2 separate regions of the Homo sapiens genome follow, and region 1 is linked to region 2. Evidence: read pairs that join two places in POLR2A ChIA-PET (ENCODE). Cell type or tissue: PC-9. All regions are shown on one strand. Region 1 overlaps PHLDB1 (pleckstrin homology like domain family B member 1). Region 2 overlaps CENATAC (centrosomal AT-AC splicing factor).

Region 1 (4,000 bases), 390 kb before region 2:
AAGGCTCCGGGCGGGCCCGGGACCTGGAGGGCCCGAGCTAGCGGGGGCGAGCGGTCCGGAGGTCCGGTTTCGGCGGTGAGTCCTCAGCCCCGGGCCAGCCACAGTCCCCAAGCAGCCAAGCTTGGAGAAGCTCAGACTGGGAGGGGCGTCTTGAGGAGGGTGGGCGGGAGGAGGTGCATGGGGTCCTCTGACCTTCTTTGGGAGCTTGAGGCTGAGAGACTCGATTGTGTGTGTTCCCTGAACATTTCTAAATGGGGATTCTGGGCTTGGGGGCACTTCTCAGCCGGTAGACCTTATCTTCTCCAGCGCTCCGGCAGTCCCCTCCTTAGGACCCACCTCCCTCAGATGGGGTTAAAGAGTCCTGGTTAGAATGAGGGGAGTCTACCTTATGGCCAAGGAGGGTCTCTGATAGGAAGGACCAAGGCCCTTCCTCCCATATTCCCTTCACTCGGTCTCCCTTTGGACAATCCATTCTATTTGTGTGACCAGGAGGGCAGTGACAGTAGCTCTGAGAGTGTGTGAGCATGTACGCCCATAAGTCTGTTGTGTTACTATGAGTGTGTATGAGTGTGAGCCTGTTTGTGTTGGTGTTTCTCCTCTGCATCTCTCACAGATAGGATTCACCCTCTCCTTCGCCCAGTTTTTCCCCTCCAGATGTGCAGCTCCTCCACCCACCTGCACACAGCTGGACCCTGATCCCCCCTGGGCATGGGGGACACTGATCATGACTTTGGCAGGATGGGCAGGGATTCCTGGGCTCCCTGAAAGGGCTGGCCTTTGCGGGTTGGGGTGGGAGTGGGCAGAGAGGAGGCTTCTTCCCAGAAACAGGCTGGCCAGACCCCTGGGGGCTGTAGGGGCCAGCATCAGGGCAATGCCTGAAGCTTCTGCATGCAAATAGAAAGTTAATTTGGGCAGGAGCTGGGCTGCTCTCAGTCCTGCTGCCCTCCTGCCCGCTCTATTAATACGGATCCAGCTCTGCTGCCTGGCATCACTATTTATAGCCCAGAGGCAGCATGGCCACACCCCCTTATGCCGGGGAGGGTGAAGGGCTGAGGAGGGGGCAGAAAACACACAGCTATAGGGGCCCAGGCAGAGGATCCCTAGATGCCTACATCCTACTTGGGTGGGCCTGGGACTGCTGGGCTGGAATCCACTCAGACTCCCTGCCTCCTTCCCAGCCTGGACTGTGTGGTCAGGCTCCTGATCCCTACCACCCACGACCCTGGGTTGAGTGGCTCTGTCTAGACCCTGTGAACTCATCACCAGTAGGCTTGTTAAATGGCTAAATGGAGGGGGAGGGGCTTGACAGGGCTCTTTCTGAAACAGCTGTGGTTGTAATTAGGTGGACAGTGTGGTTGGCTATTATTTATTCCAGTTTTGAATACTCTGGGATCCTCTTCTCTGATTGGTGACTTGGCAGGGAAGGCTCCCTCTCTCTCCTTTAGAATTGTTGGTGTCTGGCTGCCTGGGAGGGCCTTTGTGTATGCCAGGATAGTGAGTGGCTTTATCCACTATGGTTATCTGCCATGGGCTTCTCAGCCTACTAAACCCCCAACCCAAGCAATGCCCAGGATCCCAGGAACAGGCTCCTGAGCTTCTCAGTAAGGGACCTGCCAAGGTACTCACGTGGCCTGGGATGCCTCTTGCCCTTGCGGCCTGCCTGAGCTGAACTGTCTCAGCGTCCAGGAATGTAGACTTCTCTGCCAGTCTTAGCTCAGACTGGCGTGAAGCTTGGGGTGCCAAGTGGCACCAGATTGGGTAGACAGGAGGCTGAGGCCGGGGGCCAGGGGTGTGGACAAATTGGAAGGATTGGTGGTAGAGAGCAACAGGGCTCTGGCTTCTCCCAACATAGTATCTTCTGCAGTAGCCCTCCAGCACCTGGTGTGGCTGGGAGGTGGAGTTCTGCTAGCTACAGTTAGGCGCCTGTGGGCACATCTGCCACTGTGCACACTCCAGGTGCCCCTGGCTACATTTTCCAGCTCCCACATGCCCTCCCCCTCCAGGTACTCACACTTCCCGGGCAGGACTGGGCTTGTGTCTACTGCCTGGGAATGTGCTTGGCTGAGGCCGGGCCTGGTGGCCTAGTCTTGGCCTGATGCCAGGGGAGACCAGGGAGCATGCAGAGGGTGCTTAGTCAGAAAGAAAGGTGGTGGTCGCTCCCTAGACTTGCAGTGCACAGCTCTCCTAAGGTCACAAAACAAGAAAGAGTGGGAGCAAATTCAGGACCCCCCCGGTTCATCTGACTGATCCATGGTTTTTCCCCTTGTTCCCTATCTCAGTTTTTTTTTGTGACCCTGGAAGTTGCTGCCTCTCAGACTGACTCTTCTACCCTTCTACCCAAGGGGCAGATAGATGGATCATGGATACAGGCTGGGGTTGGGGGACAGGTGTGTCTGTGTTCTCTGAACATTTGTGTGTGTGTGTGTGTGTGTGTGTGTGTGTGTGTGTGTGTGTGAGACGGAGTTTCGCTCTGTTGCCCAGGCTGGAGTGCAGTGGTGTGATCTCGGCTCACTGCAGCCTCTGCCTCCTGGATTCAAGCAATTCTCTTGCCTCAGCCTCCCAAGTAGCTAGGACTACAGGCGCACGCCACCACCCCCAGCTAAGTTTTGTATTTTGAGTAGAGACGGAGTTTCACCATGTTGGCCAGGCTGGTCTCGAACTGCTGACCTCAGGTGATCCGCCCGCCTTGGCCTCCCAAAATGCTGGAATTACAGGTGTGAGCCACCATGCCTGGCCTCTCTGAATATATTTTTACAGAGTACTTTCACATACACTGTCTTATTAACCCTACAAGATCAGTGGTATTGTCCCCATTTTTCTGATTAAGAGAACTAGATTCAGAGGTGAAGTTACTTCACCCAGAGATCTCACAGCTAGTAAGAAGAGGAATTAGGACGAGGACTCAGATCTTGGGACTCACTCACCAGTGCTTTTTCTACTCTGTCTTGTGCTGCGGAGCCCTGGAGGTGCCCATCTCAAGCACAGGCAAGGTCAGGTGTGGACTGTGTGGACTCTGAGAGCAGATGAGGATGGGTCTTTAGAGCTGAGGTGAGCCTGCTAGTGCTGTGAGGTGGGGTAACTTCAGTCCTGCCTGCCCTTCCAAGTGTTTTCTCTCTTTCTTCCTTTCTTTTTTTTTTTTTTTTTTTTTTTTTTTTGAGACAGAGTTTAGCTCTTGTCATGTAGGCTGGAGTGCAGTGGCATGATCTCAGCTCACTGCAACCTCCGCTTCCTGGGTTCAAGCTATTCTCTGATCTCAGTCTCCTGAGTAGCTGGGATTATGGGATTACAGGCGTCCACCACCACACCCGGCTAATTTTTGTATTTTTAGTAGAGACGGGACTTCACCACATTGGCCAGGCTGGTCTCCAACTCCCGACCTCAGGTGATCCACCCTCCTCCGCCTCCAAAAGTGTTGGGATTACAGGTGTGAGCCACCACACCTGGTCTTCAAGTGTTTGCTTTCTCTGCAGGCTGCATGTTGTGCCTGGGTCAGTCCACCTTCCTTCGCTTTAACCACCCGGCTGAAGCCAAGTGGATGAAAAGCATGATTCCAGCAGGGGGCCGAGCCCCTGGGCCCCCCTACAGCCCTGTTCCTGGTAGGTACCGACGGGGGCAGGGTGCTGGGTTGATGGTGTTCCTGCAGCAGTCCTCCTCCTTGCTCACTTCAGCCACACTTGGAGTGTTAGGGCAAGACAATACCTAAGGTCTGGGCTCACTGCCACCTGCCATGGGCGGGTGGAGAATGCCAGGCAGTGGGGCCACTGAGAGCTAACCAAGGCAGTGCTGCTTAGCTAAAATTGGGAAATTATGTGCCTCGAGGGATGGCAAGCTCTGCCAGCTTGTACCCCACTGCCCTGGAGGATGCCACTCAGTGTCTGGAACTCTGGCCCACTTGTGTCACCACAGGGAGCCTCACCCTCTAGGGTACCCTGAGGGGCAGAAGGAAGCATTAGGTTGAACTCCCTGTAAGCTGTGGTGGGGATCATGTCCTTGGGCCTCG
Region 2 (4,000 bases):
AAGGTTTGGATTCCTATGAAGAAAAGGAGGATAAAGTGATCAAGGAGGTAAGTTAAAGTAGCAGTCCCTCACCCTTTTTGCACCAGGGGCTGGTTTCGTGGAAGACGGTTTTTCCACAGATGGACCCAGGCAGGGGATGGTTTCAGAATGAGACTGCTCCACCTCAGATCATCAGGCACTAGATTCTCATAAGGAGCACGCAACCTAGATACCTTGCATGCCCAGTTCACAATAGTGTTTGTGCTCCTATGAGAATGTAACACCACCACTGATCTGACAGGAGCTCAGGCGGCAGTGCTGTTGCAGCCTGCTTCCTGACAGGCCACAGACCAGTACTGGTCCACGCCTGGGGGTGGAGGGCCCAAGTTAAAGGAAAGGCCTCTGAAGAAACTGGCCCCCATGATCCTGTACCTGTCTAAGCAGCCTCTCTCCCACAGATGGCAGCTCAGATCCGTGAGGTGGAGCAGAGCCGACAGGAGGTGGTTCGGTCTGTCTTAGAGGTTGGTTTCCCTCGGAGGATCCAGACCAGTATCCAAATCCACTGATCCCTGGCATTCCCAGGTCCAGCATTTCATGGACTAGTGCTTCTTCTTCTTCTTTTTTTTTTGGAGACAGAGTTTCGCTGTGTCACCCAGGCTGGAGTGCAGTGGCACGATCTCGGCTCACTGCAACCTCCACCTCCCAGGTTCAGGTTCAAGCGATTCTCCTGCCTCAGGCTCCCGAGTAGCTGGGATTACAGGTGCCGCCACCACGCCTGGCTAATTTTTATATTTTTAATAGAGGTGGTGTTTCACCATGTTGGCCAGGCTGGTCTTGAACTCCTGACCTCAGGTGATCCACCCGCCTCAGCCTGCTGGAATTACAAGCATGAGCCACTGTGCCCGGCCATGAACCAGTGCTTCTAAGAGAACTCTGACTGCATTCTCATCTGCTTGGCTTGAATTCCCTTACCTGTGTGCCAGGGGGCAGGCCTAGTCAGTGAATATGTGGACAGGACTGGGAGGGAGGGAGGGAAGAGTCTGTAAAAGATGGGCAGTACCTTCCATATGCTAATTTGTTTCCTTCCTGTGATACTGGGGTCTGGAGGGTGGAGGCATGGCCTAGGCAGGCTCTTAAGCATCCCAGACACATTTATTTTTCCTGAATCAAACTCAGCCTCAGGCAGTGCCAGACCCAGAAGAGGGCTCTTCAGCACCTAGAAGCTGGAAAGGGATGAACAGGTAAGACTATTAGGGAATCTCTTGTTGGGAATTTGACATCTTAGAACATTCTGCAACCTTTTGCCTGGGAAATGGAAACAGATCTAATCTTTACCACCCTCATGGCTCAAGGACCTCATCTGGCAGCCTGGCTCATGTTTTTCAGCCAAGTAGCTTCCAGCTTACAGCAGCCCTCAAATTTGGACCTGCCACCAGCTCCAGAGCTTGACTGGATGGAGACAGGACCATCTCTGACATTCATTGGCCATCAGGTACAAAGGATAAGCAAGCCAGAAGAGGGCCAATGGTCCCTCAGGTCTCAGGACCCCTTTCTCCTGATTTTCTACCTATTCAAGCCACTGCTGCCTCCACTGCAGGCTTTTCCTTCTTCCTTCACTGTTCCCTAGTAGTGTTCTCAGACCTCTTCTCACCCTCCAAAGCGATCCTATTCACATGTATTGACACTTAGGAGTGCCAACTCCTAAATCTTGCCCTCTGTAGAACTCATAGTTCCAACTCAACACAGGACATTAAATATCCCACAGGCATCTGAAACTAACCCCCACCACTCCTATATTTCCAATCACTAGATGCAGATCCTTTCCTTTTCCATCTCCCATATCCTGTCAACAAGCGGTCAATTTTAACCTGTCTGCCTCCATTCAGCCTTTGGGCAATTTCTACTCCCCCTTCAATCCTGCCTCACAAACAGAAAATCATTGTACCACTTATGATTTTACTCTACACTTCAGCTGTATTGTGTTGCTTCGGGCTTTTGCAGTTGCCATTGTCTAAAACCTGCTTTCCTTCCCTCATCACCTAGTTTACCTTCAACTGTTAGCTCAAATGTCACTTTTTCATAAAAGGCTTATCTGAACAGGTTATCTCTATTTCAAGTGGATGTAGCACCATGTAAAGTTGCAAATGTAATTTACGTAACTTGTGCTTAATGCTCTTCCCCAATTATATGTATGCTGTGAGGGCAAGGTTTTGCTCCCCTGGCATGTAATAGCCACTCTACTTACAGACATCTCCACTGTTATGACTGTGAGCTTCCTGAGGACAGGGTTGTCTTAGAGTGACTTACTGTGCTTTCAAAGTTTAACATCAGCTGGGGTGCAGAATTAGCATTGTGGCAGCAGTCACACCCACCTCTTTTAAAGTGTGCTTTGTCTATCGTTTCTAGGATTTTTTTTTTTAATCATGCCTAGACTTTAACTAGCACTTTTTTTCCCATTTCCAACTACAGGATATACCAGGAGTTGGTAACATCCACTCAGGTAAGGTCCAGGGCAGTGTTTTTAAAACCCTGGGAGATTTTTTTTTTTTTTTGAGATGGAGTCTTGTTCTGTCGCCAGGCTGGAGTGCAGTGGCGCAATCTCAGCTCGCTGCAACCTCTGCCTCTCAGGTTCAAGTGATTCTTCTGCCTCAGCCTCCCAAGTAGCTGGGGTTACAGGTGTGCACCACCACACCCAGCTAATTTTTTTTTTTTTTTTTTTGAGACGGAGTCTCGCTCTGTCGCCCAGGCTGGAGTGCAGTGGCGGGATCTCGGCTCACTGCAAGCTCCGCCTCCCGGGTTCACGCCATTCTCCTGCCTCAGCCTCCCAAGTAGCTGGGACTACAGGCGCCCGCCACTACGCCCAGCTAATTTTTTGTATTTTCAGTAGAGACGGGGTTTCACCGTTTTAGCCGGGATGGTCTCGATCTCCTGACCTCGTGATCCACCCGCCTCGGCCTCCCAAAGTGCTGGGATTACAGGCATGAGCCACCGTGCCCGGACTTTTTTTTTTTTTTTAAATAAAGTTGGCCAAGATAAAGCGTATGTATCGGTAAAAGCCTTATATCCAGAATATATGAAGAACTGTCAACTTGATAAGGAAACAACCCAATAAAAGCATATGAATAATGTTCAACATTAGTCATTAGAGAAATGCAAATTAAAACCACAGTGAAATACCACTACATATGTATTGGAATGGCAGAAATTAAAGACTGATCATGCCAAGTGTTTGGCAGTGTAGAAAAACCAAACCTTCATACACTGCTCTTAGAATGTAAACTGGTACAGTCACTTTGGAAAACAGTTTGGGATACACCTACCACATTATCCAACCGTTCCACCCCTAACTAGAGAAAAGAAAGCCTGTCTACATAGACTTGTACACAAATCTTCAGAACAGCTTCACTTGTAGCAGCTCCAAATTGGAAACAATTCAGATGTCTATCAACAGGCAAATGGATTAACAATGGAATAGTATTCCAGGATGAAGACAGAATTATTGATACGTACGACACAGATGAATCTCAGAAGTCCAGACCTGGCCGGCGTGGTGGCTCATGCCTGTAATCCCGACACTTTGGGAGGCCAAGGCAGGCGGATCACGAGGTCAGGAGTTCAAGACCAGTTTGGCCAACATGGTGAAACCCCATCTCTACTAAAAATTCAAAAATTAGCTGGGCATCGCAGCGCACGCCTGTAATCCCAGCTACTTGGGAGGCTGAGGCAGAATTGTTTGAACCGAGACCTGGGAGGCGGAGGTTGCAGTGAGCTGAGATTGTGTCCAGCCTGGGCTAGAGCGAGACTCCTCTCAAAAAAACAAAAGGCCAGACCCCACCTCAATGTCCACACACAGAAAATCCTAAAAAATACAAACCAATAAAGCAACTGAAAGATCACCGATTGCCTGGACATGAAAATATTTTAATGGGGGCAGTGATACTTACAGGGGGATGTTTGGGGTCTAGATTGTAATGGCTTCGCTCAAAAGTCACCAAATTTAAGTGTGTATCGTTTATGTCAG

Evidence for each region. Peaks named below come from ENCODE experiments on the same cell type or tissue, not always from the same donor. Only the 100,000 strongest peaks of a DNase experiment are listed, where the experiment ranks them.
Region 1: POLR2A ChIA-PET joins it to region 2 with 12 read pairs; 4 of 35 experiments call an interaction of 5 or more read pairs at or near these places.

Annotation. Positions count from the first base shown.
Region 1 is chr11:118,621,464-118,625,463 of GRCh38, forward strand. PHLDB1 (pleckstrin homology like domain family B member 1) reads left to right here. Exons shown (of 23, transcript NM_001144758.3): 5 at 3,471-3,596. Among named protein-coding and RNA genes, the nearest start is that of PHLDB1, 16 kb to the left of the region's middle. In PC-9, no CTCF peak of the experiment used is centred here; DNase peaks (open chromatin) are centred at 1,348, 1,688 and 3,878; H3K4me3 peaks cover 2,397 bases; H3K27ac peaks cover 3,165 bases.
Region 2 is chr11:119,010,784-119,014,783 of GRCh38, forward strand. It overlaps CENATAC (centrosomal AT-AC splicing factor), which reads left to right. Exons shown (of 11, transcript NM_198489.3): 4 at 1-47; 5 at 438-500; 6 at 1,156-1,220; 7 at 1,366-1,471; 8 at 2,449-2,479. Among named protein-coding and RNA genes, the nearest start is that of RPS25, 5.6 kb to the right of the region's middle. In PC-9, no CTCF peak of the experiment used is centred here; no DNase peak of the experiment used is centred here; H3K27ac peaks cover 1,773 bases.